Linked DNA regions of Homo sapiens: regions 2 and 3 are each linked to region 1. Evidence: chromatin loops called from intact Hi-C (ENCODE). Cell type or tissue: CD14-positive monocyte. All regions are shown on one strand. Each heading gives the region's core, and the rest is flanking DNA. Links, peaks and the distances in the headings are about the cores only.

Region 1 (7,191 bases), core at 1,249-6,248:
GAACACCTAAATAAATGGAGCAATATTTCAGGTTTATGGATTGGAAGACTTAACATTGTTACATTGTTAAGATGGTCATTCTCTCCTATTTTATCTACAGTTTTAGTGTTATCCTTAAAAGTTCAGTGGTTTTTTTCCCCCAGATATTAACAAGCTGATCCTAAAATTTATATGGAAATGCAAGGGATTTAGAGTAGCCAAAACAAGATTGACAAAGTAAAACAAAGATAATTCACACTTCCCAATTTTGAAATTTAATACACAGCTGCAGTAATCAAGATTATGTGGTATAAGCATACATACAGAGATCAATGGAATAGAACTGAGAGTCCAGAAATGAACTCAGACATTTATGGTCAATTGATTTTTGACAAGGGTGCCAAGACAATTCACTGGAGATAGAATAGTATTTTCAACAAATGGTGCAGGAATAACTTGCTATTGATATGCAAAAGAATGAAGTTAGATCCTTACCTTGTACAATATGTGAAAAATAACTAAAAATAGATATCAAAAACCTAACTATGAGAGCTAAAAATATAATTCTCATAGAAAAAAATAGGTTTAAATTTTTGTGACTTTGGATTAGGTAATGGTTTCAGATATGACAGCCAAAGTATAAGCAGAGAAAATATAGATAAACTGAACTTAATCAAAAGTTAAAACTTTTGAATTTCAAAGGACACTATCAAGAAGGTGAAAATAAACTCACACAATTGGAAAAACGTTTGCAAATGTTTTCACATCTGATAAAGCTGTAGCCAGAATATGAAAAACTGTTACAACTTAACAATGAAAAGACAACCCAATTTTAAAAATGGACAATACATTTGAATAGACATTCTTCAAAGAAGTATATGAATGACCAATAAGCACATGAAAAGATGCTGGACATCATTAGATACTGGGAAAATGCGATTCAAGACTGCAATGTGATATTGCCTAATACCTACCAGAATAGGTAAAATAGAAAAGACAAACATTAGCAAGTATTGATAAGGATGTGTAGAAGTTGGAACTCTCATACATTGCTGGTGGGAATGAAAATGTTGCATTTACTTTGGAGAACAGTTTGGTAGTTCCTCAAAAACTTAAACACAGAGTTGCTATACAACTCAACAATTCCACTTCTACATATATACCCAAGAGAACTGAAAATATATGTCCACACAAAAGCTTGTACACCAATGTCGATAGCAGCACTATTTATTATAGCCAAAAAGTAAAAACAACCGTATGTCCATCAAGTGATGACTAAAGTGTTGTATATCCATATGATGGAATATTATGCAGCCATAAAAAGGAATTAAGTCCTCATATCTGCTACAACATGGGTGAACCTTGAATACATTATGCTAAGTGAAAAAAGTCAGACACATGTCATATGATGCCATTTATCTGAAAAGTTCAGAATAGGCACATCTATAAAGATAGAAAGCAGATTAATGGTTGATAGGGGCTGGGCAATAGGGATATAGTGAGTGACTGCTAATGGGTATCGGGTTTTATTTGGATATGATGAGAGTATTTTGGAATTAGATAGTGGTGACAGTTGTACAACTATATAAATGTATTAAAAACTACTGCATTGTATACTTTAAAGGGTCAGTTTTATGACATGTGAGTTATATCTCAATTTTTAAACAACCAATTGAGAGACAGTATACAAAATACCTGATCATTAATACTCAAAACTGTTAAGGTCATCAAAACCAAAGAAAACCTGAGAACCTGTCACAACCAAGAACAGCCAAAGGAAATGACAAAAAAATGAAATGTGGTATCCTGGATGGGATCCCGGGTTAGAAAAAGGACATTAGTGATAACTGAGGAATTTTGGGTAAAGTCTCTACTTTCGTTGATAATAATGCATCAATATTGGCTCATTAATGGTGACAAATAAACCATACTAAGGGGAAGCTCATGTAAGAGAACTGTGTACTACCATCACAATCATCTAAGTGTTCTAAAATAAAAAGATTGCTTAGAAAAAAGGCTGGCCAGGCGCGGTGGTTTGCACCTGTAATCCCAGCACTTTGGGAGGACGAGGCGGAGGACCACTTGAGGTCAGGAGTTTGAGATCAGCCTGACCAATGTGGTGAAACACCATCTCTACTAAAAATACAAAAAAATTAGCCAGGCAAAGTAGCAGGTTCCTGTAATCCCAGCTACTTGGGAGGCTGAGGCAGCAGAATGGCTTGAGGTGGGAGGTGAAGGTTGCAGTGAATTGAGATCACACCACTACACTCCAGCCTGGGCAACAGAGTTATCCCCGTTTAAAAAAAATAAATGACAGAGGAAAAATATAACTAAGAGCCTATTGTATTATTCGACATGAACTCCTCGAGATAAATACAATCTTGAAGCTCCTTCTAACTTTAGAAACCTGTGATTTCTTGCATAGTTTGGCTAGTTGAGTTTTGTACTGTAAGTTCCACCGGTCAGCTTCTCAGCCAGACTTGGGTAATTTATGTCCAGGGTGACAGGAAGCACTGAGGAAAGAGCGTTCTCATCAGTGGTGATGTAATAATATGTACACCAAACCCTCATGACACATGTTTATCTATGTCACAAACCTTCACATGTACCCCTAAACCTAAAATTAAAATTAGAAAAAAAAGAGTCTCTTTCTCAGACCCTTCCAAACCAACATGTGTGAAACATAGTGAGTTGTCCTTTTAAACTTTTATCATATCATGTAAAGGTGATGTACTCCACAAGTGGCAGGTATTTACTGAGTGCCTGTCATGTCAGGCATCTGGGAGAGACTAGGGTGAAGCCAGGCACAAAACCACACATTCAACAGTGAATTGCATGCATGATGTATTACCATTATTATAGTGAGTATGATGAAGAACAGGATGTTTTGAGAGCATATAACAGGATCTCACCTGAGTTGGCAATTGGGGAAGGTTTCTGAGGCAGGGCAGTGAAGCCAAGAGGAAGGACCTGTAGGAGAACCTTTGGTGAAGAGGAGGGATGGGCTTTTCCAGCAGGGGGAATGGCATTGGGATGTTCCCATGTCTGAAGGGGACAAGGAGTTGGGAGGAACTGACAAAAGACCACTGAGGCCTGAGGTGTGGAGGCAGGTGCTGCATGGGCAGTTGGAGAGGGAAGATGTGAGATTACTCTGAGAAGTAGAAAGGGAGCTAGGAAGGCATTGAAAACTTTTAAGCATGGCGGTGTCTGGGCTAGATATGTATTAAAAACAATACTCTGGGCCAGGTGCGGTGGCTCACACCTGTAATCCCAGCACTTTAGGAGGCTGAGGCAGGAGGATTGTTTGAGCCCTGGAGTTTGAGACCAGCTTGAGCATAACAGAGAGACCCTGTGGTGTGCACCTGTAGTCCCAGCCACTCGGGATGCTGGGAAGATCCTTTGTGACCAGGAGTTGAAGGCTGCAGTGAGCTGTGACCATGCTCCTACATACAGTGAGTATGACTGTACTCCTGGGTGACAAAATAAGACCCCATCTCAAAATAAACAAATGATACTCTAAATGCAACATATGGAATGGATTTTGGGAGCAGTGGTGGAGTGGGAGACCAGTTACAAGGCTAACTGAATAGCCTTTTAACCAGTTAAAAGGCTAACAAATACCAAAGGCAAAAAGTGATGGGGTGGTGGTGGGGGACAGAAGTTGAGTTGAGAACAAAATTAAGAGGTGGAATTAACAAAAAAGTTTATGGAGGATAAAGAATATAATTTATAGATGCTGATAAATACAGAGGTAGCTGTACTAAAAAAAAAACCTAAAGTATTTGTTAAAAAACAAAAGACAAAACCACCAACTAAAACAACCAACTAATCAACCTAAGATTAAATTAAAACCAAGACCCAGGTCTGGAAAAAAAAAAAAAGATCAGCTTTAACAAGTGAATACATGGTATTTTTAAAAACACGATTATTCCTTCAAAATAGTGCCTACAGTGTCTTTCAAAAAGTTGCCTTTCTCTTTTTCAAATCGTGTAAGATGTGTCATATAAGATTTGGGTGTTTTCCCTTTGCCGATGGTTGGAGAGTGGTGATGTGTCTTGCGAAATTAAACCACAGAGAACGTCGATTTGAAACTTTCGGAGTTTCGGAGAAACTGGCCCTAGCTCAGCTGCCAGTGACCAGTGAGATGGATTCAGAATGTTGTCCTAGTGAGGGTGCTCAGTGACAACGCAGGTCAGAGGCAGGGCCGGCTGCGACTCCACAGACAGACTCACAGCCACAGCGTCTACAATACACACAGCTGCTGCCTGGCTGCGTGACAAAGGTGTCTTGGCAGAAGCATTTTGGCTGTCTGAAATACAGCCTTTGCACAATCCTGAGACTATATTTTACAAGTTCATTTTCTAACATCCAGGCACGCTTTTATGGCATCTGGAGCATTTTGCTGAATGACTTGGTAGTGCACTGCTGACCAGACAGCACATTTCCAGATTTAGATTATAAGAGAAAAACAGCAAGTGGTAAGTTCAGCTGCAGGTCAATGGATACTTATACTACAGTTCCCTCACTGAGCACTGGGCTACTTTATCCCATGGGGACCAATCCTGTAAAGTGTATTCAACAGAGATGGCCCTAGGTGTTTGCTTTTATGGTTGTTAGCCACATTCACACTGGGAATGTGCTGTTATCACATTGTAAACATTATTCTTAATATCAGAAAGAAAACTGGGGAGAGTGTCAAGAATTGGCATGCACAAACTGATAGAATTGCCAGTGGACGTTCTTATTTTCTGAGCATTTATGAGCTGCAGGAGGTAGGTGCAGTCTGTAAAACAAAGGTGGTGAGAAACATTAACCATTTTTTATTGATTTTATTTCAAACTGTGTACATCTTACACGTTTTAGGTTCTTTGTAATGTTGGGATAATTTGGAGGGGACATAATGATGTTCACTGACAAATAGCTTTCTGAAAAAGTCAGGAGTTCATACATTATCCTGCATTGATGAAAGACTTTCAGCCTTTCAAAGCATTATTAGACTTACTACTTAAAATTTTTGCCCAGCTTGTTCAATTTTACTCTTAAGAAGAAGGGAGGGTTAAAAAAATAGTAGTATTAAATATATGAAATCTTAATTTTAAATGATGGCTGTCATCAAGTGTGCCCTCAATGAGAACAAACATTTTTATACATTTGTACTAGAGATGCCCAGTATTGCTTGCTCACCCTCAGTCCCTGTTGTCTTTAATAATCGTGTTATATACAACACAATTTCACCCTGTCTGTTCCTTCAGCCTACCCCTGTTCCATACCTTCCCCAGCTATTAGACTTGGGTGGTCCCTTGACTTCACATCCAGAAATGTCTACAGCTCAGACTGACCAGTTACCAGGTTCTGTGTGCACTGGCCTACACAGATATTATGAGTCCTTCAGAATCAGAAGATGGGAAACTGAAGCCTATGCCAGCCAACCAAAAAGGTCATAGGTAGACTGATAGCTAAGGCAGCCATTTTGGTCATGTGCAAGGTATCAGTTGGTAAAGGGAAAAAAATGAAACTCACATGTAGAGAGAGATGTGATTAAAGAAAGAAAAGAAGTAAGTAACTGCCTGGGATCCTGATAGTTTCTGAGCCAGACCTAGGCCATTTATCTTTAAAATAAATCGACTTTTTCCTTGAGGTAACCTGAATGAGGCTCAATCTTTACAGCCAAAGAAAAATTATCCTTATCAGTGATGTCTGCCTGGTGGCTGGTGAATGGTAAAAACTGGCAGGAGAGACCAATCCGATGGGAAATCAAGTTCAGGTAGGAAATTTGGTTTTAAACCATAGAGAATATTTAAGATTGCTACTTCCTTATTCAGACCTGGTCACTGTGGAGCAATCATCATTACTCCCATTTATCCAAGGCATAGCTGTACATAAGTTTTGTCTCACCTTGGGTGAGATTTCCTTAAAATAAAATACTATAATCATAATGGCTTACTTATGCTTTGGCTTTCATAAAACAAAACAACAACTATGCAAAACCTACCTGTGTCCTCTGTGGTTGGATTGAAAAAAAAGGGGGTAGGTTGTGAAATTAAGCTGAGGACGTGACCATGTGTCTGATGACTAAGATGGAACCCATGTAGGAGTTGAGTCAGTAATAACATGCCTCTTGCTGCAGCTCAAGTTGCCTGCAAACCCCCACGCTTTTTAGCAAATATTATTTTGAATGTCAGAGTGCACAGAGCCGTTCTCTAGGGTTGGGCTAAATTTGACTCTGTGGGAGAATAAACCTAGAATTCCAAATGTGGTGATCCCAACAGAGTATGTGATGCAAGACCAATTTTCCACTTGTGCCGGGTGGGTTTGTTCAAATCTCACACAGAAATGAGAGATGCCAGACGGGGTGTTGACTTGCCCCAAACATAAGGTAGTAATTTAGGTTTTATTTTAAATAAGAATTAGAGTCTGGGTAATCCAAAATTTTAATTTAGAAAGGAGCCTGGGAGAATGGCAGAAGACAAGAGCTAGGCAGCCCTGTGAAGAAGGGTTAGGAGTGGAGCGATGAGGCCTCGTGTGCTTCAGTCCAGTTCTGGAAGAGCTGATTTGTAGTAAAAAAGAGGCAACTCTAAATCTGTGTCTTAGCATGGTTTTGTAGAAAAGCCTAAAGGTGATTCTGGGTGCTGTGATTTGAGGTAGTAGTTTCTTTCTTTAATGTGCAGATAATAGAGTAAACTTTAATGATTAAAGCATTATAAGCTGACTGCAGTGTTTAAACACTGACCCAGTTTCAGCAGTGACCTAATAAGGGTGGCCTGGGAGAAGGGGGGGCTCAGGGGCAGCTTGGAAGAAATAGGTCAAAAGGATTTCTCCCAGTTCTTCTCAGGCAGACACAATGGGACTTGGCATTCTTTGTGCAAAGCCTGGCGGTTGCATGAAGAATTTTCTCCTGAAATGCTCCTCTATGCAATTTACTCTTGGTTCAAGTCGATGCTTGTGATGCTGGGTCATTCTTTTGGTTTGAGGAGGATGTAGTGTATTCATTCAACAAATATTTATTGAGCACCTACTATATCTGAGGTACCATGTGGATGGCTAAGAATACAGTAGTGAATAAAACAGTGTCTGTTCTCATGGAGCTTACTTTCTAGTGGAGAAAAGCCTGAGTTCAAATCCTGACTCAATCAGTTATCAGCTTGGTGAGTTACTTAACCTTGGGTAAGTTAACCTGTCTGTCCCTTTGGTTTCCATATCTGTAAAATGGGA
Region 2 (7,191 bases), core at 678-5,677, 92 kb before region 1:
CTGAGCGCGGCCGTGGGAGGCCAAGATCTGAGGTCGCGAGGCGACGGTGGGGGCCCGAGCTGCGCAGAAACTGGGTGGGGGCGGTCCCTGGAGGGCGCCCGGGAGCTGCTAGAAGTTGTCCGGAGCCCCTCAACCCCCTTGGAAAAGCGAACGCGGATGTTAATATACCAACTCCGCAGGGAACTTTTGGCCCGGGTCTTGAGCTGAAATTCCAGACTGAATGGGACCGTGCTGAAAGTTCGACGAGGCAAAGGAGTATGGCGCGGGGGCAAGCTTTGACCCCCGGCTTCGTATCCTCGGGAGAGGCCGGGACTCCGGCTCGCCCAGCGAGGGTGCGCAGAGGCCTCCTGGGATTCTAGGCCCACAGAATTTTTGCTCCAGTGAAGTTGGATAAGCACTCCGCCTCCCCGCAAAAACCAGAGTTCTCGGCTTATAAACACTTCAATAAACTCTGGTGACATTCTCCGCGCTCGCTCCTTGCCCTCGCGGCAGTCACTGCAGGGACAAAGGCGGCCTGCGCAGACTTGGAAGAGGCGCGGCCCGCGTGGGCGGCTTTACCGGCCAAAGACGTTTTCAGTTAAGGGGAGGCATCTTCAGAGCTGAGGGTAACTCCCCACAGCCACCCCGCAGGTAGGGCAGCCAACCCCAATCTGGTCAGCTTAAAAGTGTCCTCGGTTTCGCCCCCTTTCCCAGCGAACCAACACTGGCAGATTGGCCTGCGAGCCGCTCGCTCTGTTGCTCTAGCACATTTATGTAGCCAAACGGTCGAAGAGCCCCATCTTTAAGCCCAATAAACACTTAACTTTATTCTATTTAATAACACATTTTGTTGTGGCAATATTTGTGGATTTTGGCAGGTATTAAAATCTGGTGATCCTAAATGAGTCCAATGTGGAAATGCAGTATTCTCTATGAGTAAATAGTTCTGTGCTTCCTCTCACTGGCACCTGACGCAAGGCGCAGCCAAGGACTATTACACCTCTGGCTGCTCGGACGCATCTTCGCACTGCGCCCCCTCGCTCTTTAAACCTGGGAGACTTGTAATTGTGTACCTGTTTGCATTGTTTAGCCTATGCATCGCAGATTATTCATTTTACTAACAGGACTCAAAAACAGCTGTAATTTTCAAAGATGCACGATGGAGTTCGCTTAGGCGAACCTCGGGAAGGCAGTCTTGGTTTCCTGCTAATGTTTTGCCGGTAACAGGCAGTAGTCAATCCCAGACTAGCTTTGTTGGTTTTTATTCCTCCCCTCTTTACCACAACGGCAAATACCAGAAAGTCCCAACTGTAAAAAGGGCGGCCCACTCCGCCCAAATTTCTCTATACGATGCTGAGAGGCGAGCTACAGGTGAAATAGACTCCTAGGCACTTCTCTTAGAAAAAGCCTTCTATTTCCTCTTTGAAAATACTTAGCAAAAGCTGTTTTTGACTTAACAGACTATAAAAATGCCTACTTTCACCATGCTCGCCCTTTGGTTTCATACGAAGCCACTTTTCTCACTTTCTTGCAAGTTCTTTTTTTCCTTTGTAATATATTTTTGTGAAACAGGTTCGATTGGGTTATCTTGCTAAACTGTCCGTCTAAAATTATGAAGTTGATGTTTTCTACTCTCCTTTGTTTAAACAAAAAGGACGCACACGGATGTGAAAGCCCGTGGTTGCCTTTATTCTGCACGCCACCTTTTTTTTTTTTTCTCTGCGTTCACAAATGATGCTTTGCCTGGGCTAGGTTCAGACTTCAGTACCTAAAACGTTATGCGTCTGGGCAGTCCCCAAGAGCTATCGAAAGGCCAGCCTTGCTCACCCCATTGGAACCAGCATCAGAAACCTCGATTTAGAGTCCAATTTGGAAACAGATCCGTGCCTTTCTCGGTGAAATGGGAAGTTGCCTAAACGATGCATCTGGCTTTAGATTTTATGGGGAATATGATCTGGAAAAGGGAACGCCTGTTTCAGCTGGGGCAACACGCCCCGCGCGGGTCCCCTGGGGCTTCTCCTGCAAACAACGCGCGGGATCTCGACCCGCAGGGCCTCAGTCGACCTCTGCGCGCCAGGCTTGGGGTTGACCCCACACCAGCGCGCTCCCTTCCTGGCCTCGCCTGGGGTCTCTGGCAGTGGCTGACGAGGCTTTTTGACCAAAGGAGAAAGTTTGAGGCTGCAGATCACATGTCCTTAAAGGATCTGGGGAGAGGGAGAGGCTCTTTGCAATTGGTGCCAAGAAACTCGAACATCCCGCGCTCGCCGCGAGGCGAAAAGAACTATCCTGGGGGAGCACAAGTGTTCCCGAGACTTTGCCAAAGTTTCCAGAGTCCGGAGGTAGCTTGCCTCCCACCCCCGCCCACCACTGGGTTATTTCCTAATCCCCTCTAGGCTGCCTCGGGCGAGGACCCAGGCGGGGCCCGGGGTGGCGGAGCAGGGAGAGTGGTGGGGAAGATGGACCTTCCTTGTGGCCGGCTCCTTCGGCAGTGGAAACCTCTAAGGGGTTAAAATGGCGCGGCTGGATGGGCGTGGGGAATGTTGCCAGTGTTCGGTCCCGACTCAGGGGAGAAACGGGGTGGGGGTGTGGGGATCCCGGAAAGGGCCGGAAAAGCCGGGAGCACCGGGAGGTGTGAGGCCAGAGTTTCTGCTACTGGGGGCTCTTCCAGGGAAGACGCTGGCGGGAATAGGATGGGGCTGGCAGCTGGGGAGCCTCGCGGTGGCTATTGCACGTCTCGGCCCCCCTGGACAGGGTTATGTCAGGAGAGCGCCCTGGCACCGAGCTCTGGCCGCTGGATAAGATACTCCCTCGCCGGCTCCCTCCGTGAGCGGGGCTGGGCGGGTGCGGAGGGGCGGGCGGTGCGCCTCGCCGAGCCCGGGGCGCTGAGGTCGGCAAGTCGTCTTCGGAACTGGCGGCGGCGCTTCTCCAGTCGACGTGGAAAAAAAAATCGTCTCAAATAGCACCCCTCGGTCTGCAGCCCTTTAACACTGGTAAAGTAGATAACAAGGAACTCTGCTGAACGAGGGAAACTCAGTTTAGAACGTCCCAGAGTTTCCAAGTTTGTCAAGCGACTGGGAATCTTGGTCGCCGCGTGGAGAGCTGCGCCCATTTCCCCTTCCAGAAGAAAACTGAAGGCGTATTCCTCCAAAGGAAGGCTGCAGTCAGGCGCCACACAGAACACAGGCAGTCCTCTCCGGCCGATCTCGGGCTCGCCTCTCCCAGGGCCGTAGGGAGCATCTTTTCTGAGCAGCCCCGGGAGGGCAGCTCCGGGCGCTCTCCGCGCTGGGCCCTGCCGCGGCCGGTGCGTTACATCAGGAAACGCTTGGTCCGGTTTTCTGTCTGCTAGTCAAAACAATTGGCTGAATCTCGAAATAACTTTTTTGATAGTCCGGAAAAGAAACATGACAAATAGACTCACCATCAGGCTTGCGTCAGAGAACCATTTTCCCCAGACTATAGTGAGATTGTTTTTTTCATTAGTTGCAGGAACTGATTTTTTTATGATTTACCTACCTGCTGCAGTTGCTGAATGTATTCTTCTCCCCTCCTTTTCCCCACTTCATCTGGTTGTCAACTCCTTTCCCTCCCCGCCCCCATCCCCCATCCCTTTTAAAGCTCCGGGTACTGGAGTCCATCGTATCCAGTTTGTGTGTGTGTGTGTGTGTGTGTGTGTGTGTGTGTGTATCCCGCTAGTCTAGCCCAGCGTTTATTAATGGTCAATATAAGCCACAGTGTTTGCATAGCCCTCACAAAATGGGTCATGTTTTCGGTTCCTTTGATCTGCAGCGACGGAAAAGTTTTGCTTTGCATATTCTCTTTTTTGCACATCGAGTTTAGTGACGGTGCTCTCCTCACAAGTTACAAGTTCCCTCCCCTTTCAAACAGTTATAGGGATCTATTTTTACAGGGACCCAAAGAGTTAGGAGAAATCCAGCATGTGCTAAGGCTCACCTTCACTTTTTTTTTTTCCACACAAGGATTAACATTAACGATGTAATGAGTTAAAACAGACTTTAATACCACTAAGCATGGATTTCCCCATTAACCTTGGCAATTATGTCACTTCAAAGAAGGAAGTATCAATAACGAAATTCTTTTGAATTAAATAAAATTATGGAAATTGTCCATCTGAGGTCTGGGCGCAGAAGAAGGAGGTTTCGGTATTTTAAAGAAGAACTCTTATTGGTGGATAATTATTAATATGAAATGAAATTTGTAAAGCTAGCCCTATCAGGGTACCTATATATATAGGTGCTTGATGAGTATTTAGTCTCCCTCACACCATTTTCTAATTCCCATCCTTGAAAATTTTGGCAGGAAATACAGACTTCCCAGTGGCTAAAAAATTATGCTGAAACTTCTCTTGTGGTTCAGGTAACCTCCACTTACTTAAAAACACACACACACACACACACACACACACACACACAAAATTTATCCAGGGAACTTTAATAGCTTATTAAACCTTAATGGAACTATCTAGGCAAAATAAAAATAATGGTGATTACGTATTCTAAATCCAAAACACATTAAATTAACTCGAATTTTTTGATGGTTCCAATAGGTAACTATTACCACCTGATTTCGTTTACGAGTTTCCACAGTAAAAACGAAATTTGTCAGCACTCGTTTGCTTCTAGCATTTCTGCTACAGCAGGCTTCGCCGGCAGACTGATCTTTCTAGACCTTGTCTCTTTCAGAGCGCCAATTTTATATTGAGGCTATTCAGTTCTCCACTTTTAAGAGAGACGGGTGCACTTTTTTTTCCTTTAAAAATCAAATGAGAAAATGGAGAAAGAGTTTGTAGCACTCACGGGTGGAGAAAACCCATCTGCCTGATCCTTTTGTCCCGGTGCGGAGTCGCTGGAGAGGAGAGTCTCCTGGAGCCGCTTCGCGGATCCCACTGGGTCACCTGGTCCTGGCTTATTTTCTTTGAGGCCCATTCTCGGGGAGTAAATAGACAGTAGCGAGTTTCCTGGCAACTTTGCACTACTCTTTAAATAGAAGAGAATTCCTCCAGTTTGCCTCCCCTTATAGGCTTTCCCGCCTCAAATTGTTTTAAATGCTCCTCACAGTCTTTTTGCCCCTTCTCCCAATGACAAGGCAAGTCTCAGCGGGTGACCTTGGTGTGTGCCGCAGGGTTCAGGCTCTTGGAGCCCAGCTGCCCTGCTGAGAGAGCGGGAGGATAGTCGCACCTAATTAGTACGCGGCTCCGGCGGAGATGAGTGCGTGGGCACTGTGCGTGCATCTTGCACATGACACCCAAGTTCAAAGCGCCCTGCTTATGAAAACTTGGGGCATCAATATCGTCTCATCACTCAGGCGCCCTTAGCGAATCTGGACAGATCGAGGGGCGCAGTCTTGGCTTCCGGACCAGGACTTTCTTTTTTTGAGATCTATTTAGCTAGTTTAGAAAAATACACCTTATGCGAACATATACAGCTATTTTCTCGCCCTCCACTCCAGTGGTCTGCAAGCCCCTGGTGCTAGTGTGAATATTCCTGAGTCCTGAGCGGGTTCCCGCCCGTGCAGAGCCAAGAACACTGAGCGGAGGTCACTGTAAGTTCAGAGCCGTGCATCCTGGTTAGAATTGGGAGAAAAAATTCTAAGCCCGCCCGGAGCTGCTCAGAAAAGATGGGTCTCGGTCCAGCGCCCCCTTAAAGTCCTCAGTGCGCGAAAGTCTTGGATTACTGTGCTTTGCGCAAATTGGACGCCACGCCTGAAGGGCCCGCGGAATCAATCGCTTGCCTTCTGTGGGGTCCTGGCATCAGCGTGACCAGGACATGCTATTATTATTGGAAACCGAGTCTTGAAGTGGACCCCCAGCCTCCACCCAAGCCCTGCGGCCAGGGAATAATTCTAAGGGCTCTCCCCTTTGGATGTCTAGGGTCGGGGCGGTCTCGGCTCCCTGGATCCTCTGGTGTCCCGGCACCGAGGGGCGCTCGGCAGCGGGGCAGAGGGGACGGCCTCGCGACCCCGCCAGGGGCACGAAGGAACGGCGGCCGAGGGAAGTCCACGCGGGCTCTGGCGCAGCAGCGAAGCTGGAGGCGTTTGCTCCGCTCTGCCCGGAGCAAGGGGCGCGCAGGGGAAACCGCTTCTAGAGCTTCGCGGGGAAGGGATCAGGGGCGGAGGGAATTCTGTATTCTAGTTGTGGATCTTTCGGGTCTCTGTCAGTTAACAGAAGCCTTTGGGGTGTGGGTCCGGGACGCCGCTCGGAGCCGTAAAACCTTGCCTGACCCGGCGCTCCCAGCCACTGCGGTGCAGCCGCCTTCGCCTTCTGGGTGCGGGACACAATCTGGCCCAAGGTCGTTCAAATCGGGGCCGGCCTACCCCTCAGAGAGAGCCTCCGCCCATGGTCCAGTGGCAGGGAAGCCTCAGGCTACGGCCTAGATGGAGCATTCACAAGGGCGTTTCCAGGCCCCAGTGGCCTCTGAGCAGGGGTTAACTGAGGTTCAGGTTTCTTCTGAAAACCTGAACTGAGGTTCAGGTTCACAAAAAGAATTACACAAGTTTCCCAACTCTACAATCTGTTAACTCAAGGCCGATTACCTTCTCAGAATCCTCTAAGTATTTTTGCCTGTAAAGTGAATTTGGACTTTCTTCTTCTCTTCCTCACACAGCTGGTCACAGACAAAAGGTGGGTTACAGGCCTGGAAAAGATTCATCCCCTGCTCACACATGTGCCTCTTTCTTGGGACGTTGTGTGTTCTCCACACTCCTGGGCCGGTCAGGAGGGGTCTTGTGCTCTGCTAGGGAGGTGGGCTTCCCTGTAGGAAGAGTGTGGAGGGAAAGGCCTAGCTGGCCCACTTGGTAGGGAGGGTCCCACGTGGCCTGCAGAAAGGCATGAAAATGACCAGGAGACAGGACCTGGGCCGATATGTGTGAAGGGTGGGGATCTGGAGGCATTGGGAAAACTCTCTCCCAGTGAAAAAGAGGCCCAAGAAGTTCTGCTGCCTGTTCTAAGAAGACAGGATGCTCAGTCTCAAGGTGGGACAAGGCCAGAGTTCCTTGCGACCAAACTGGGATCGGAAATCTGTATTTTCCTGGCTAAACTTCTTGTATTTTAAGCTTCTTTCTCATTTGCTTTCCGTTTACTCTTTAGTCAAGTGTTTCTGAAAATCTTGCCAAAAGGAAGTCATTCAGTTAACAGATATTTATTGAGAGACCACTGCATGTCAGGCACAGGAATAGGACGGTGAAGAAGACAGTTCT
Region 3 (7,191 bases), core at 1,392-6,391, 68 kb after region 1:
CAAAGGGCCCCGTCTTAGACTCAGAAAGGCAGCTCACAGCCCTTAGGGGTATGGTTTGAGGTAAAATAAAAAAATAAAAAATTTAAAAGCATGCATTAAGTGTGCTTCTCAGTCTGGCTGTTTGCAGAGCTTAGATAAATAAGAATAAGGGCCTACCTAGCTGGATCTAGCATTTGCTTGCTCTCAGAAGTTGCAGTGACAGGAGAAGAACTTTTGTTTGGCCAGATGTAGCCTTTGCTCTTATCAGCCACTCTTTCCCACCCTTGTTGGTACCATGAAGTTTAGGTAGCATATGACGTCTCCTAATAGAAATCACTACACATTCTGTAATCTGCAGTTCTTATTCAGGGCAATTCAAATCACTGTAATTTCTTTCTACTAACCAGATTTTGCTGAAATTCTGGAAAACTATGGAATACTTTTTTTTTGTTTGAAAAATCAAGCAACACATATTTCGTTTCAAATGGTAGACTGAACGAAGTAGTATAACTCATTTTCCTATGTCATCGCATAAAATTTGGTTAAAAATCTACTTAATCTTTCTCATATTATTAGCAAATGAAAAGGAAGAAGAAATGTCAAGCTGTCTAGCTGCAACAAGGAATATATCGCATTTTGTCAATAATAGTAATAATAATGATGATTGTGGGGCTGATGACAGTAATGATGCCATGGGTCTCTTTAGCTGGGAAAATTGACACAGTTGCATAGACTAGAGGTATGCAAGAAGTTAGTCTGAGTAATGTAAGTTTTAAAATTAGTGAAGCAAGAATTTTAATGATTTTAAAAAGGGTAGTACTAATACTGTGTATGTACAAAGCACTGTGAAATGTATAAAGCATTTTCACATTTCAACAAGGGATATTGAATCGATATTCCATAAGGGATATTGAAATGTGAAAAATCCCTTACTGAAAAGGGATTTTTCATTAAGGGATTTTGGAAAAGGAGGAAGCAGTGTTCAGATGGATTAAGTGGCAAGACCTGGATTTGCTGTTCTGTGTGCCACCAATTCTCAATTCAGTAAAACTGACTCAGTCAATCCAAGTTTTCCTGATTTGGTAGATTTATAAAAGCCTATATATTGAGCTCATCTGTGACATGCAGACTGTTTCTTAAAAAAATTATTTTTTATTTTAATGGTTTTTGGGGAACAGGTGGTGTTTGAATACATGAATAAGTTCTTTAGTGATGATTTCTGAGATTTTGGTGCACCCATCACCCAAGCAGTGTACATTGTACCCAATGTGTAGTCTTTTATCCCTCACTCTCCTCCCACCCTTTCCTCCGAGTTCCCAAAGTTTATTGTAACATTCTTGGTTTTCCATTCCTGAGTTAATTCACTTAGAATAATGATCTCCAATTCCATCCAGGTTGCTGTGAATACCATTATTTCATTCCTTTATATGGCTGAGTAATACTCCATTATATCTATATATCTATATAGATATATAACATTTTCTTTATCCACTCATTGATGGATGGACATTTGGGCTGGTTCCATATTTTTGCAATTGCAAATTGTGTTGCTATAAACAGGCATGTGCAAGTATCTTTTTCGTATAATGACTTCTTTTCCTCTGGGTAGATGCCTAGTAGTGGAATTGCCGGATCAAATGGCAGATCCACTTTTAGTTCTTTAAGGAATCTCCACACTGTTTTCCATAGTGGTTGTACTAGTTTACATTCCCACCAACAGTGTGAAAGTGTTCCCTTTTCATCACATCCACACCAACATCTATTTTTTTTTTTTTAAATGTTTTGATTATGGCCATTCTTGCAGAAGTGAGGTGGTATTGCGTTGTGGTTTTGATTTTCATTTCTCTGATAATTAGTGATGTTGAGCATTTTTCCATATGTTTGTTGACAATTTGTATATCTTCTTTTGAGAATTATCTATTCATGTGACATGTAGGCTCTTGATCCTAATGGTGACAAAAATATCTGTAATGGAGATGATATATTAATATTTTTCAGATATATTTCTATTATAAATTTTGGTATCTTGGGGGCTTCTCAATTATTGAAACAATGAGCTCAAAAGACCAATGTAAAAAGCTTTTCTAAATCTCTGTAGCCTCTCAGTGATATGGTCTGGAGGACTCAGATTATTTAGTTTTTTCTAGAAATGTTCAGAAGATTCCTGCTCTGCCTCTGTAGGCTGAACCAAAGGTCCTCCTGGATAGAAGAAAGACATGATGTTGAGGAAAATGAACAGTTTTCCCTTCTATTCTGAGAAGATTATGGAAATAAGATGGTCAGGTGTCGGAGCCCTTGTTTTTCTTTTCTTAGGGTCCAACTTGGGATAGGGAAGGGACTGTGGGTTTAGAAAGCAGTATCTGTATTGGTATGGATGGTCTGCAGAAACCTTTGCTCCTTTGAGCTACTGTAGTGAAGACTCAAGCCCTTAGGGAAATCATAGGTGTAGGCTTGGCACCGTGGCCATCATGGTGCCTGAGTGAGTGTAGGTGGTACCAGGAGCCCAGGTCTGCCATTCTGGACCCCAGGGACTTATGTAACTCCAAGTCCCAAGGAGGAGAGGTGGAGATGCTGAGGGCCCTGGTGAACCAGCAGAGGCCCTCATGCAGGAGAGAGTTCATTTTGGGTGAGGACTTAAAGATGAGAATAAATAGCTCGGATCTTGGGTTCCAGCAGTCGGTGCCAGCACATGATCTCAAATGGCCAGACAGGTCCATTTGTTCCTCTGTGGTCAGCAGTTCAGGGAGAAACTCAGTCTGGCTCCTCTGCAGCAGAGGCCCAGTGAGAATTCAGATGACCAGGTGAAGCTCTGAGGACCCCCTTTCTTCCTCTATCACGCCATCATTAATGAGCGTACCTGGCCCCTCCAACCAGTCACCTTCTTGAATTGGAGGATGGGGAGGGAAAGATTTTACACAAATAGATCAAGCAATTAATTAAAGAGACTGCCATAATTATTGCATCAGATCAAGGTTGATGGATTGAAAAAGCATTTTATATTATTTTTTCCAGGTTTGCTCTGGGGGTTTAGGCTTTGTGAGGATGATCAGATGAGTTACGTAGAGAAAGTAGAAATTTCCATATTTGATCAAATTTAAGATACAATTGATTATTAGAAGAACCTTTGTTTTATCAATTACTGAGAAAGAAAAAAGTTACCATATTAGTCAGGGTTCAAGCAAAGACATAGAACTAGTAGGAGCTATGTATTAAGAGATATATTGCAAGGAGTTGGCTTATATGATTGTGGGGGGTGGTTAGGCAAGTCTGAAATCCAAAGGGTAGGTCACTAGGAAGGGCAGGCTGAGACTCCCAGGCATGAGTCCATAGGCAAAATTCCTCTTTCACCAGGGAAGTCTCAACTCTGCACTTAAGGCTTTGCAACAGATCGAATCAGGCCCACCAAAACTGTCTAGGATAATCTTCCTTACTTATAGGCAACTGATTATGGACTTTAATCACATCTACAAATACCTTCAATGCAACACTTAGATTAGTATTTGATTGAATAGCTGGAGACTGTAGCCTAGTCAATTTGACACAAAAACTGACCATCACAGCTACCAATTAAACTATGGCAAGTTCTGGTGAGACATATTTCAATTTTAGAGGTGTTAAAATGTAAAAAAAATTTAGAGTTTATGACATGTGGTACATTTTCTGGGTATAGCGCAAGTAATTGAGAACTGTATTACCTAACTTTATTTAGTAATTCTGGGGATTAGTAGTGATTTTGTAATCTTGTAATGACTTGTAATTCTAGAGATTGGTAGTAATTACAACTACCCCTTTGCAGAGAGAAAGCCTGAGTACCAAGAAAGGGAAGTCACTTCCTGAGGATTACATCAGGCAGGGCTAGAATTAGGATCCTGTTTTCCACCCCCATGTTCTTTCAGTCCAGATCCCTGTATTTTATTAGAATCACAGGCAAAGAAGATTGGTGGAATGTGAATTGTGTTTCCCTGGCTGGTGTCCCTGATCACCTGAGAGTTCCAAAGTGTGTAAAATGATTTCGTGGAGCCTGATGGAAAGTCTGCATTTCATCTGAGGCAAAGTTTCATGGGCTAAATAAGATGTTAAGTTGCTTTGCTTTTGGCCAGAGTTTTATGTAGTCCCTTTGGTCACTTTTCTGTCATATGCTCATCAGAAGCTGTGATGACCAGTTATTTAAGTTGTGTGGGTCATTCTCCTGCTTCCTCTCAAGTTCATTCTCTACCTTCCCTCATTTTGCATCAAAGGGAATTAACTTTCCTAGGGTTACTTGCCAATGACTTCTGAGTAGCTTCAGCGAATGGGAGGCACCAGAGGAAGCCTAGAGGGTGGGAGAAGGGAGAAGCCAGGGAGTGAGTGGCTCCCTTCTTGCTCTGCCCTGGGCTGGGTCTCCCTCAGTGGCTGTGTTTCTGCAGTGGCTCTAACTTTGCTTGGATAGTCACTGCCTCCACAGTCCCATCCCACCAGGCAGCCTCCACCATAGTTCTGGCTCCCACTGATGGTCGTGGCTTTTGGAAGGCAATAGCAACGTCTCCTCTCATTGTTCCTTCGGCTCTAGGAATGGCAATGGCTTTCTGCTCTTGTCTCGCCACTCCTTAGGGACTCTTTCAGGTCTCCCATCACTTGCATAATGAATTCCTCATAGCAAATTTCCTGTATTTGGAATAGCTATAGTGGTCCCATGTTCCTGATATGTAGGATTAAAAAATTAATTATTCTGGGAAAAGTAAATCAGTTATTACTTGAGAGATACACATTTGGGTAGATACCATCATTCAAAACATGGCTTCTGTGTTAGGCTGTTTTTGTGTTGCTATAAAGAAATATCCATCTGGGTAATTTATAAAGAAAAGAGGTTTAATTGGCTCATGGTTCTGCAGGCTTTACAGGAAGCATGTCTCCAGCATCTACTTCTGGTGAGGTCTCAGGAAGCTTGCAATCATGGTATAAGGTGATGGGAAGCCAGTGTGTCACATGGGGAGAGCGAGAGCAAGAGGTAGGGGGAAGGTCCCAGACTTTTAAACAACCAGATCTCATGTGTACTAACTGAAGGCTTCCTTGCAATTCCTTAAAAAAGAATAGAATTGATTGCCATTTGAGAGCATGTGGACTGTTTGAAGGGAGGGCTAGAATTTGCTGTTCAATGTTTAGCACATTCTGGGAGCCTAGTAAGCACTGATTCGAGGAATCCAAGTCTTCCAGACTCATAAGCCATTCGTGAGTCATGTTATCACCAAGGAAATGGAGCTAAACCATTCCTGAGGGATCTGCCCCCATGATCCAGTCACCTCACAACAGGCCCCATCTCCAACACTGGGGATTACATTTTAACATGAGATTTGGGGGGGACAAACATCCAAACCATATCAGCTTCCAAGAGGAAAAATATGAAAAAGAAGAAAAGGGACCTTGGCAGTGAAAGGGCTGTAGAGGCACATATGGTAGTGCTGAAGGGAGCCTTAGCAGCCACCAGAGAAATAGGGGTACTTGTCCTGGGTCACTTAGCAGTTCATAAATGAACAACCAGGACCAGAATGCAGTTGTTTTTGCCTCCAGCCACATATTACATAGCACAGTTGGAAGCATTTGGAATCAGAGAGAACCAAGTTAAAAATCCCAGCTCCACTGTGCGTTTCCTCTGTGACTTCAGGCAAGCCTCTTACTGTCTCTGAATGTCAGTGTTCTCATCTTGAAATTGAAACTAAACTTCCCAGTGTTCATGAAACTGTAAGGAGTCACTTGTAAGTGTACTTGGTGGAGTGTTTGGCCAGAGTAGCCACTAAATATGTTACATTTCCTTCCTCCCATTCAGGACTTTTCTATAACACTATCCAGGAACAATTAAAATTTCCAAGAAGGTAGTTTCTTTCTTTTTTAAACTTTCTTAAAATCTCTGCCTTCCCCTTTTGCTGACTTTCAACAAAGCAAAATAAAGGAGCTGACCAAATGCTTTAATAATGTAACTTGGCTGGGCACGGTGGCTCACGCCTGTAATTCCAGCACTTTGGGAGGCTGAGGCAGGTGGATCACTGAGGTCAGGTGTTCGAGACCAGCCTGACCAACATGGTGAAACCCCGTCTCTACTAAAAATACAAAAATTAGCCAGGTGTGGTGGCAGGTGCCTGTAATCCCAGCTACTTGGGAGGCTGAGGCAGGAGAATTGCTTGAACCCAGGAGATGGAGGTTGCTGTGAGCCAAGATCGAGCCATTGCACTTCAGCCTGGGCGACAGAGTGACTCCATCTCAAAAAAACAAAAAACACAAACAAACAAAACCCTCAATGCTTTAAAAAAAATCTTGCAATTCCTTAAAAAAGAATAGAATTCATTGCCATTTGAGAGCAAGTGGACTGTTTGAAGGGAGGGCTAGAATTTGCTGTTCAATGTTTGGCACATTCTGGGAGCCTGGTAAACACTGATTCAAGGAGTCCAAGTCTTCCAGACTCATAAGCCATTTGTGAGTTAAAACAAGCCTCCTTTGAAGTGCTTGGACATCCTTCTCTACACTATCTTTAGTTGCCATTTTGCCCCTTACATTACAGTAAGAAGTACATTTGTATGGAGTTATACATGCCACAGGCCTGCTCTAGGACACTTGGCAATCAGCAATCGTTCAGACCTGCTTTCCTTCATTTTCCTTATTGGTTCCAGGTTGAACATAGGTCTTGTTACCGTTCAAGGGCCTGCTCCTATGGGCCCATGCCCCAGGAGCCCTAAGCCTTTTGGCCCAGTTGAAAAGCTGAGTTACATGAGAAGGTGACAGCCTCATAATGGCCCGTGTTCCAGCCCCAGCATTGTTACCCCCTACAATGCTGTTGTAGGAGTGTAAAGAAGCAGTCGCTTAGACTCCTAAATGCAGTTCTTCTCTCTCGAGACCACCTTGGATTGGAGAACACCCAAATGAGCAGGATTGCTTTTGCTTTCAAAAGAGTGATACCTGGAGCACAGGTATCCACCTCCCCCCATATCCCATGCTTTGAAAACTATGTTGTATTAGTGTTTTATTAACTGTGCTTGAATATTGGGCATCCTCCTATATTGCACCTTGATATTCTTGGCTGTATATAAAGAGTTGCTTCACTTTTAAGGAAGGTGGACTTAAAAGTTTATTGTTTGTGTTGTGATTTCCTTTCAAGTAGTTCCACTCTGTGTAACAATGATGCAAAGCAGGCGGAGAGCTGACCTAGGGCTTTCAAGTGGGGCAGAGGTAAGCAAAGAGATT

The links. Peaks named below come from ENCODE experiments on the same cell type or tissue, not always from the same donor. Only the 100,000 strongest peaks of a DNase experiment are listed, where the experiment ranks them.
Region 2: it touches region 1 in a loop (3-fold over the local background); 11 of 110 quality-filtered maps call a loop at or near these places.
Region 3: it touches region 1 in a loop (2.1-fold over the local background); 2 of 110 quality-filtered maps call a loop at or near these places.

What each region holds. Positions count from the first base shown.
Region 1 is chr13:50,218,635-50,225,825 of GRCh38, forward strand. The region is part of intron 2 of DLEU1 (deleted in lymphocytic leukemia 1); the gene reads left to right. LOC124900337 (a long non-coding RNA gene) reads left to right here and starts at 4,204. Exons shown (of 2, transcript XR_007063796.1): 1 at 4,204-5,743. In CD14-positive monocyte, for the core only: no CTCF peak of the experiment used is centred there; DNase peaks (open chromatin) are centred at 2,497, 3,417, 4,117 and 6,057; H3K4me3 peaks cover 1,898 bases; H3K27ac peaks cover 5,000 bases.
Region 2 is chr13:50,127,581-50,134,771 of GRCh38, forward strand. The region is part of intron 2 of DLEU1 (deleted in lymphocytic leukemia 1); the gene reads left to right. Among named protein-coding and RNA genes, the nearest start is that of DLEU2, 5.6 kb to the left of the region's middle. RefSeq lists silencers at 2,755-2,854, 3,631-3,710. In CD14-positive monocyte, for the core only: no CTCF peak of the experiment used is centred there; DNase peaks (open chromatin) are centred at 3,351, 3,751 and 5,202; H3K4me3 peaks cover 3,848 bases; H3K27ac peaks cover 744 bases; H3K27me3 peaks cover 4,841 bases.
Region 3 is chr13:50,286,617-50,293,807 of GRCh38, forward strand. The region is part of intron 2 of DLEU1 (deleted in lymphocytic leukemia 1); the gene reads left to right. Among named protein-coding and RNA genes, the nearest start is that of DLEU2, 160 kb to the left of the region's middle. In CD14-positive monocyte, for the core only: no CTCF peak of the experiment used is centred there; DNase peaks (open chromatin) are centred at 3,295, 3,795 and 5,655; H3K4me3 peaks cover 1,305 bases; H3K27ac peaks cover 3,492 bases.